Regions from separate parts of the Homo sapiens genome. Here all the other regions are linked to region 1. A link is a contact called in ENCODE Hi-C data. All regions are on one chromosome and are shown on one strand. Each heading gives the region's core, a stretch centred on a gene start or an enhancer-like site at or near the end of the contact. The rest is flanking DNA. Distances are from core to core; before and after follow the strand shown. Region 1 holds the start of KIF16B (kinesin family member 16B). Region 2 holds the start of LCDR (lysosome cell death regulator). Region 3 holds the start of TASP1 (taspase 1).

Region 1 (3,196 bases), core at 697-3,196:
CTTCCTATTGAAAAGCTCCAGGCATGCTGTTTGTTGTCTAAAGCGTCTGCCGGGCTGCGATGGTCCGTTTTGTGTCAGACAGCAAAGTCGTGGATGGAAAGGGGGCTTATAAACACGTGTAGGTTGTTGGAATTACATTAACGAATGAATGAGCAAAACCTTCTAAACCACCGACCAATGAAACCCCGATACAGAAAATCGCTGTCATGAGTAAGTTAGCACTCCTGAAGAGTTTGAATACTGAACTGGCCAGAGTCTGCGCGCCGACGCCCCCCAGGTGGCCGGAGTGACCCGGAGCAGGCGTGGCTGTCTCTCAGACCCGCGCGTTGGGCCCGAACAGTTTGTCCCCACGCAGCTCCCATATAAGGCGGGCCCCTCCCCTGCCCCAGCCAGCTAGGTCGCCGCGCTGGCTCCCTGGCGGCTTCTCAAACCAACCCGCCGCTACTGCGCATGCTTGGCAAGCTCGCCCGCTCCTTAATATCCTGCTCCGGCTGTTCCTGCCACCCGTTGGTCAAATTCGCACCCAGCTCTGCTCCAGACAGAGGGAAAACCCAGTGATTTCCGGGCTCTAGAAACAAAGGGAGGCTATGATTCCCTGCTGGCCCTAGGGGTCCAGGGAAGGTTATGGAAAGATAATTCTTTGTGTAAGCGGGTTGCGTACTTGCAGACATCATCCCACTTGATGCATTCACCACTCTATGCCGTTGTTCCTGATTTGCAGATGAGACAAGAAGCCTCAGAGGCGCCCAGTAATTCAGAATTACAGGCTGACAAGGCTAGTGTTGGAGCTAGGACTTAAAAACAGGAGTTCCGCCTCCATTCCTTGCGTCTCCCATTATAGCTTGGCTTCCTGGAATGGCTGCTCCTGTGGCTCGCAGGTGGGCTTCTGGGTGTGCGCAAACGATTTCATGCATGCTCGATTCACTGAATGAATGAATGCATTTACCTTCTACACAGGAAGGGAGGTGGAGCTCACTTCTACCAGAGGCCCTAAGCCTTAAGATACCAGTTGTCGGCCTGGCGCGGTGGCTCACGCCTGTAATCCCAGCATTCTGGGAGGCCAAGGCGGGCGGATCATTTGAGGTCAGGAGTTCGAGACCAACCTGGCCAACATGGTGAAACCCCGTCTCTACTAAAAATACAAAAATCAGCCGGGCGTGGTGGCACGCCCAGCTATTCGGGAGGCTGAGGCAGGAGAATCTCTTGAACCCGGGAGGCGGACGTTGCAGTGAGCCGAGATCGCAGCATTACACTCCAGCCTGGGTGACCGAGCGAGACCCTGTCTCAAAAAAAAAAAAAAAAAAAAAAAAATACCAGTTGTGTTCGCCTTTAACTCCCTTATGATTAAAACTAAAAATTACTAAAGTGTACAAAAGTGCAAAACAAGTCTAAATAAGGTTTGATTCTAGCCAATATAATGACATTCCCGCACACATTTAAAACATCCAACACCCTATTAATTTTCGTTTATCGGTATCCCGAGTTAAGGGGTCCAAAACATACGGTCGGACCTCCTTAGGGTAGCAGAGAAGGCCCTAGCGGAGTTTGCCACCAACAAGCTGTGATCATCTCTGCGCCTCAGTTTGTTCGTGTGTAAAATGGATACGTTAACTCATGTTTGGCTGGGTGAAGCCAGGTTCTTGTTAAGGGCTGAAAAACTGGCTTTGGTCACCTGACCCCAGGACTGTGATCCTTGCCGCTGGCTTTAAATTGCTGCGATCCTCTTCTCTCCAGTTGTTCAGGCCATGAGGGTGGGTTCTAGTTTTCCTGAAACCATCCGCTCCGGGTCGCCCCCATAACCTCTGCGCCAAGGTCCACAACGTGGCCTTTCCAGACTTGCAGATCCCGGAGGCTGCTTCCAGGCCCCGCGGCCCCGCCCCTCTGCACCGCCCGGCCGCCGCCAAACCGTGGCGCATGGATCACGCGGGCCGGAGCCGTTCTGGGCATGCTCAGTGGCCTGGCAGGTGGGGCTGCCGCGGAACTCCAGGTCCGGCCGGGAGCAGAGGGGCGGGGGCGAGAGGGAAGTGGGCGGGAGCCGCGATCTGAGTAGCCAGCGTCGCCGGCGACCGCGGAGTTCTGGGCTAGTGGGACCCCGCGCGGGCTGGTTCGGGATGAGCGATGGCATCGGTCAAGGTGGCCGTGAGGGTCCGGCCCATGAATCGCAGGTGAGTGGGGCCGCCCGCGCCCCGCCCCCTCGTCGCGCCCCCACCCAGAGGAAGCCTGTTTCCAGCTCCCCCAAAGCCAGCCTGGACTTAAAAGTGTCACCGGCTGGTCCCTGGCCCACCGGGCCCAGGCTGTGGCCTCTGGGGGCCTGGAGGACTTCGTGCACTGCTGTCCCGTTCACATTGCCCTGGAGAGGACCCTGGTGGTAAAGGAGAAGATTCTATTAACTCTCTCCATCGTATTAACTTGAGATGTTCTTGTTCCCCCTTTAAAAAAGCATCAAGGGAACGTTACCATGAAGATGTAAAATAGTTGGGGGGAAGGTGAGAGTGCTGAGGGGGGGCACCACGAACTGTCAGGTGAACCCCTCATTTCTACCAACTCAGAAGTTCTCTTAACAATTAACCATGCTACTTTTTAATCTTTCAGTTAGAGATGATTTTGATTCCCTGAATGTCTAATCGATAACTTAGCAGTTCCTAACTTCATGTTAGAGAGTGGATGGGAAAACTTTGACAAAGTCCTGACTCCTAGAAAAAAGTCAGGGACGCTTTACACGTGTTTGAAATACTCTGATATTAAGAGAGAGGAAGAGTGTTACACACAAAATTTAATCTTGTTATATATTTCTACGAAGTAATGCTTTTTCAGAATCCTTCTCTTCATTCACTGAAAAATAGCCTGTGCTCCCTTTTCAATGACCTCTTTTTAATCCGTTTAGAAAGTTTCTTTGGAAAAGTTACTTTTTAAATTGGTTTGACTTCAAAGAATGAGGTAGAAATGGGATGTGTCCTCCAAGGTGACAGGCAAGGTTCACACAGAGCCATTTGATTTTATTGACTTCTCTACCAAGTTGGTGGATATTTGACTTACCATAGGGCCTTTTTGCTTTTGTCATATCAACTTGTGGAGGTTAATGTTTGGTAGTTCTGATGCCTGATTGGGGCAGCCGAAGGCCATAAAATCAAAAGATTTCCAGAACCTTATTTGACTCATCTAAATCTGTTTCTTCTCTTGGCAAGTAGGGAATCAT
Region 2 (3,249 bases), core at 632-3,131, 2.2 Mb before region 1:
CAAAATTGACACACAGATACATTTTCTAAGTGATGCACTTTTCCAATGATGTCAGCATTACTCAAAACATTTTTTAGAATATAAACATATAATTGATTTTATAATTGCTGTCAGAAACAAAGGCACATTCTTTTACTGTCCCAGAACATTCAAGATGCTTTCAATTTATTACAAGTACCAAAAGCAGCCACAACTCAAATGGCTCAAGCAGTTAAAGGAATTATTCTTTCCCATAAAAGCGGTCCTGAGGTAGGGCTACAGTGGCTGAACTTCTGCTATGATAAGTATTCAGGGGTTTCCCAGGACACAGCATCAATGCTAAAACTGGCAAAATCCCAATGGACTGATCCCTTCAATGGATGACAGGACCCTCTATGGCTGAAAGACTCTAAAGTTCTTAGTTCTTAGCTGTGACAGGACAGAGAACCGACATGTCCCACCTGCAGCCACACCCATCCCCTTATTATTACTAGATCTTATCAAAAGCTGACTTGAAGAGGAAAAAAGGCCAAAAGACTTCTTTTCTTCACCTAACCGCCGATGCCCTCCTTTTGGTTTTATGGTTCCAACCTGACAGCTACTCTGGGCTACAAAGAGCCCCTTCTTGACAGATGACTGCCAGCTGCAGGCTAGATCAGACTGGTCTCTGGAGATTGCACAGATCGTGAACTTGTGCCCTATGTTTCACCTTTTTGCATTTACAGCCTAATTATAATACATTTAAATGTTAAATCTTCACCCCAGAGTGAACACAGGTCATCCGCTTTTGGATATTCTTCATATGTAAGCCCAGTGCGTGTCTCTAACGAGTTTCCTCCATGAATTTTCATAGGCTTCTCCTGTATGCTACAGAATACGTATATCCTACCTCTCCACCTAGCATAAATACCTACCTTTTCTCCTTCAAAGTATGCTTTATGGCCTCAGGTAGAGGCCTGCTTCCTGCCTGCAAGTTGTAACCTCTTAGAAATAGTTATATTTTGTTTATTTTGATTCTTTTCAGTCGACACATGCAAACAGGAACGAGTTGGCTACTTGAGGGTTGGTTCCTTGTGCATCTCAGTGAGTCTTGAAAAACCCCAGATCCGTCCTTCCTTCCTGCCGCATGTCATCCTAAGGCCAGTGTCTGTCAGGGAGGCAAGGCAGCAGCAGTACTTTTGGGAAACATCCAGAATAACATTAAAAAGCCCCTTTTTCCCCACACGTGTCTTTTATCCAGAGGGTCTGTTTTCCACAAGTTCTTCAGTGATTTCTCCCCAGTCTCATTGGCTGGGATTGGCTTTCACGCCTCTTAACAGGATTGACCATGGTTCATCAAGGGTCAACTTGAAAGCTGAACCCTGCCAACTTTCCCTGAATCTCCTGACTATGGTGGAGGAGTGTGGATCCTGGAACTAAACTGAGGTGATAGGGAGGAAAAGAGAGAAATCAACAGTAAACGCTGCACATCCTCTGTCTGGTAAATGTGCATCACTGATTGTATCCAATCTAGATTCAACCAGAGAGACGGAAGCATTAAGAATGACATAGAATATGGAATTTGCTATAGGGATTTGAGCTTCTACATTTGCGGGAAGGAGCGAGTTGAACACTTAGGAACAGCTGTTGCTGCCGTGTCTGGTGGGGGGCCTGAGAGTGGCAGGACAAGCAGCCTGCCCCAGAAGTGGAAGAAACTGAAAGTGGAGTCCTGAGAGCTGAATCTGCCGCAGGCCCGCGGGCCGCCCGGGAATTAGGAAAGTTAGAGGGGATCCACGCCCACAAGGTAAGCCAGCAGATGGGGACAATTCCCCGGGCTGCGACAGTCCCTAATGTCGGGCACCTACCTTTCAAGCCTACGAGACGACAACACTGCGTCACTTCCGCCTCACGAAGCCCGCATCAGGTCACGTGGCGTGTGCTAACCCCGGAAACCTACAGGCAAGGAATTCTGGGAAACGTAGTTCCCGCTTAGCTAGGTTGACATGGTACAAAGCCACATTACCACGCTAAGTGTGGCTTTGATTTTTAGAAACCGCCTCATGCTAAGTCTAGGGAATACAGTGGTTGAATGGGGTGAGCGCTGACCTTTAGCTATTCTGGAGGAACATGTCACTTTCACTTATTTTCTTTCATGTTTTCCCACCCAGTGCTATGGACTCTGATCGCCCAACCAGAGCAAACCCAGAAGGACAACTCTCCAAGCCTTTCAATCACTCCCACTAACCCGTATTGTGGACACACTATTGTGAGGCCTACTAAGGATGTACTGCTGATGACCTTTTGAAGGTAAGTCAAATGCAGTTAATCCTAAGAGGTTGGTTAGCCCCCTGCATCTTACTGAACACAGTAAATCAAAAGCGCTGTGCCCTTGAGACAAATATGATAAATTCCCTCTGCAGTTTTGAAATGTTTATCAATGCTAAACAAGGTAGGGGGATGTGGGGAGCATGAAAACAGAAAGACAAGGTCTGACAGACACATGGGAGAGATGTCTGTTTCAGAGGCTTAGTTCAAGTGGTTACTGTATTTAGGCTATTTAATTTAAAGGTGGTTACTGTATTTACATACACATCAGAGAAGTCCAAAATTTTAAAGTAAAGATCAGTTTGCAAAGATCTTGTCAAATTATTCGTTTTAAAATGAGGACCCTTATAACAACACAGGTACTTGAAAATATTTTGCTAATGAAAGAAGCTGGACACAAAAGATTACACCATGTACAATTTCATTTATATGAAGTTCTAAAACAGGCAAAACTAATCTATGGTGGGAAAAAAATCAGAATAGAGTTCACCTTGGGAGTTGGGGGTAGACTTAACTGGAAAGGGGCCTAAGGACACCTTCAGGGATAATGAGTGTATGCATTTGTCAAAATTCACCATAGGGGTGAAGAGCACTGATGTCTGCCACTTATTTGAAAAGCATCAAAAAATAAGATGGATTGATGGATGTATACAAGCGTAGGTAGACATATACATAAAACAAATACAGCAGAATATTAATTGCAGAATCTATGTGGCGAGTATATAGTTCAGCCCAGGTCTGAGTCATAGACAGATGGATGTCATAGATAGATAGTCATAGATAGATACCGAAATACTGATTGGGGAAGAGATAGTAAAGAAGTCATGGGAAAAGGATACAAAAAAAGAGAGAAAAGTGGCCGGGCACAGTGGCTCATGCCTGTAATCCCAGCACTTTGGAAGGCCAAGGTGGGCGGATCAGGAGGTCAGGAGAACGAGACCATCCTGGCTAACACGGTGAAACCCC
Region 3 (3,184 bases), core at 522-3,021, 2.9 Mb after region 1:
CTTTAACATCTTTCTTTTATTCCTGCTGGTTCCAGTTAATATTGCTGTGTAAAAATCCACTTTAAAGGTGCAAAAGAACAACTATTTTATTATGCTGATGGATTCTGCGGGTGAGGAATTCAGAAAGGTCACAATGGGGATGGTTTATGTCTGCTTCCTAATGCCTGGGCCAAACTTTCTGGCACTATATAACAAGGGCCCCATTTTCTCCAGCTTCCAATAACATCTTCCTTAGCTCCCTTTAAGCCCTCATTGGCAGCTTCCTCAAGTCCTTTTAGACTCTTGTTAATACTTTGGATCCCTTCCTGCTCTTGCTGCTTCACCTAGTTCCAAAGCCAGTGCCACACGTTTTACTTTTATGATGTTATTATGTTATGTTTTGTTATAATATCCATCCTACTTCTAGGTAACAAAATCGGTTTCAGTTACTATTGCTATGTAATAAACTGTTATTCTTACTATGTAATAAACTTCTTCCCCTTGCCCCTCCCTAAGAAGTCAGTGGTAGAAGAGAAAGAAAAAAAGCCCCAAGTTACATAATAAAACCACATAGGTTATATTTATAATAATGGTATCAGTGGTTCTCGAACTTTTTGGTTTCAGCATACCTTTATACTCCCCAAAATAGTAGAGAACACTCCAAAGCTTTTGTTTCTGTGGGTTACATCTATTAATATTTACTATATTAAAAATTGAATACAAAGCTGAAATGTGGCTGGGTGCGGTGGCTCACGCCAGTAATCCCAGAACTTTGGGAGGCCAAGGCAGTAGGATCACCTGAGGTCAGGAGTTCGAGACCAGCATGGCAAACATGGTGAAAACCCGTCTCTACTAAAAATACAAAAAATTAGTCGGGTGTGTATCGAGCGCCTGTAATCCCAGCTACTCAGGAGTCTGAGGCAGGAGAATCGCTTGAGCCCGGGAGGCAGAGGTTGCAGTGAGCCGAGATCGTGCCATTGCACTCCAGCCTGGTTGACAGAGTGAAACTCCATCTCCAAAAAAAAAAGAAAAAAACCAACAAAAAACTGAAATGTTAAAAAGTTATTTAAAATAACAATAATAAACCATTATGTGTTAATATAATTAAGACATTTTAATGAAGAATAAATATTTTCCAAAAACAAAAAAATGTGGTAAGAAAAGTGTTATCTTTTGCATTAGTGTAAATTCCTCTATAGCTGGCTTAAAGAAGCCAGTTAGATTCTCATTTCTGCCTTTACATTCAGTTCGACGTGATGTTTTGGTGGAAGTATAAGGAAAATCCATCAGTCATGGGTCATCAAAACCCATGACTGGGTTTCGGTCTTACATCCTAGCCGATAAAAGACCGCCTACACTCCTTCCCCCTGGGCAAGGCTCGTGCCCCAACTCCTACAAGCAATGCAGGCTGAACCTTAGTTTTCCCTACCGTCTAACAGTGCTCTAAGGATTGAAAGAAAGTAACTCTTAAGCGACACCTAGATAAAATGATGGTCAGTTTAATTTCATTTCTCATCACAGTATTAGTCAATCAACCACTCAGATATAATCACATCCTGCGGGCTTATTCAGGGGCGGGGTGGGTAGAGATAAGCAATAGCGCATGCGCAGCTCAGAACGAAGCCCCAGGTGGAGTTAGCGCTGCACCTCTGAGGCCAGGTGAGCCGCTCCGAAGCGGAGGGCGGAGTCAGAGCCGCTTGTGGGAGGCTGCTTCCGACCACGTGGTACCCCGAATGACCAATGGGGAGACTTGATGTCAGCCCCGCTTCCTCACCCTGGCAACGGGCGGGTGACTACTTCCGGTGCAGTGAAGGCTCGGGGCTGAAGCGGGTGAGTGTCCCTCTTTCCCACGCTGTCCGCGCCGCTGCCGCCTCCGCGCTGCTGCCTCTGTGTGTGGGCCCCGTACGCTAGCTGGGACGTCCTCTCCGGGTCCGAGAGGGGGCGGCGCGCAGGACACCCCTTGCCCCGGGCGGGGCTAGAGGAGGGGGCCAGGATGTCCCTAGTTCCCTAGTCTTGGTCGCTCTAGGCGGCCCCGTCGTCCCCCTTCCCAGCCTCATCTCCGGCTTGGCGTCCTCGTGGCCACCGGGGAAGTACTGTCTGTATGTGGGGAGTTCTCGCAGTTCTTCACCCACTTTGCAGTCTCAGGCTGGAGATGTCTCAGAGTCCGAGGTTCGCAGACAGCCGAGAATGTGCGCCTTGTCCTGGGTGGCGGGTTGGGGGTAAGGCAGCCCCTTACTTAGTAATAGAGGCCTGATGAGAGTCCTGCGGGTCGTTAGCACTTACTACTCAGGGGGAGGAGGAGGAGGAAGAAGAGGAGGAGGAAAGGACCGAGAAGATGGAGCAGCTGGAGAGGAGGGGGGGAAAGCAGGAGCTAGAGATGTCCTGGAAATCGAGGGTATCGTGTTTCCGGAAGGAGAGAGTTCAACTTTCCTGGCTTCTGTAGGGGAGGGGAAGGAAAGGTGTGTTAGGGGCCATTAGATTGCTGAATTATTATTATTCTTTATTAGCGAAGGAATTTTTACTTATATTCTTAGGAGTTTAATAATTTATCTTTTTTGTTGTAAATAAAACTTTTCCCCACCACTTACAAAAAGCAGTGCTTACTAAGGAACATCTGGAAAATGCAGAAATAGTTATGAAGAGATCACCTATAGTTCTGCCAACCCAGCATTTTGATCTTTTTTCTAATATTTTATTCATATTAACCTATTTGTGATCATAATGTATGCGTGTAAAATACGGTTATAACTAAGAGGCATAGTTACATACATTGTGTTCATTGCACGGATAGATTGTCTTTTTTCCTCTTGAGAAAGTCTTATTAAGGTATTCATGCACCATAAAATTTATTCTTTAAAATTGTAAATTTCAGTGCTTTTTCTCATATCGCAAAGTTGTGCACCCATCACCACTATCTACTTTCAGAACATTTTCATCACCCCCAAAAGAAATCCTATACTCATGACAGTCACTCCCCATTAGATTCTCTGCTTTCTCTCCCAGGCCTTGTAACCACTAATCTACTTTCTGTATCTATGGATTTTCCTATACTGGCATTTCATATAAATGGAATCATAGAATATATGGCCTCACTTGTCTGGTGTCTTTCAGTTAGTATGTTTTCAAGGTTCATCAATGTCTGTGTATCAGTATTTCATTCTGTTTTATGGATGGGTAATGTTCCATTGTGTGAATATGCCACATT

Evidence for each region. Hi-C counts contacts between places; a loop is a spot of excess contacts on that map. Pooled maps may share reads with other maps.
Region 2: a map of CD4-positive, alpha-beta T cell shows a loop between it and region 1 (15-fold over the local background). The contact joins the promoter of LCDR here to the promoter of KIF16B in region 1. A Hi-C loop is called at or near these places in 2 of 168 maps with a recorded cell type or tissue (CD4-positive, alpha-beta T cell and naive thymus-derived CD4-positive, alpha-beta T cell) and 10 of 50 pooled maps.
Region 3: a loop to region 1 is called in a map of CD4-positive, alpha-beta T cell, with 6 times the contacts of the local background. The contact joins the promoter of TASP1 here to the promoter of KIF16B in region 1. A Hi-C loop is called at or near these places in 3 of 168 maps with a recorded cell type or tissue (CD4-positive, alpha-beta T cell, CD4-positive, alpha-beta memory T cell and naive thymus-derived CD4-positive, alpha-beta T cell) and 11 of 50 pooled maps.

Annotation. Positions count from the first base shown.
Region 1 is chr20:16,572,198-16,575,393 of GRCh38, reverse strand. It overlaps KIF16B (kinesin family member 16B), which reads left to right and starts at 1,946. Exons shown (of 26, transcript NM_024704.5): 1 at 1,946-2,165. The coding sequence starts at 2,119. LOC124904875 (a long non-coding RNA gene) reads right to left here and starts at 91. Exons shown (of 2, transcript XR_007067539.1): 1 at 1-91. RefSeq lists silencers at 1,910-2,039, 1,826-2,055 and an enhancer at 1,668-2,189.
Region 2 is chr20:18,792,681-18,795,929 of GRCh38, reverse strand. It overlaps LCDR (lysosome cell death regulator), which reads right to left and starts at 1,881. Exons shown (of 1, transcript NR_026885.1): 1 at 1-1,881. LINC00652 (long intergenic non-protein coding RNA 652) reads left to right here and starts at 1,346. Exons shown (of 4, transcript NR_026883.1): 1 at 1,346-1,762; 2 at 2,127-2,265. RefSeq lists an enhancer at 1,666-2,205.
Region 3 is chr20:13,637,519-13,640,702 of GRCh38, reverse strand. TASP1 (taspase 1) reads left to right here and starts at 1,771. Exons shown (of 14, transcript NM_017714.3): 1 at 1,771-1,809. RefSeq lists a silencer at 1,871-2,020 and enhancers at 2,211-2,300, 1,914-2,414.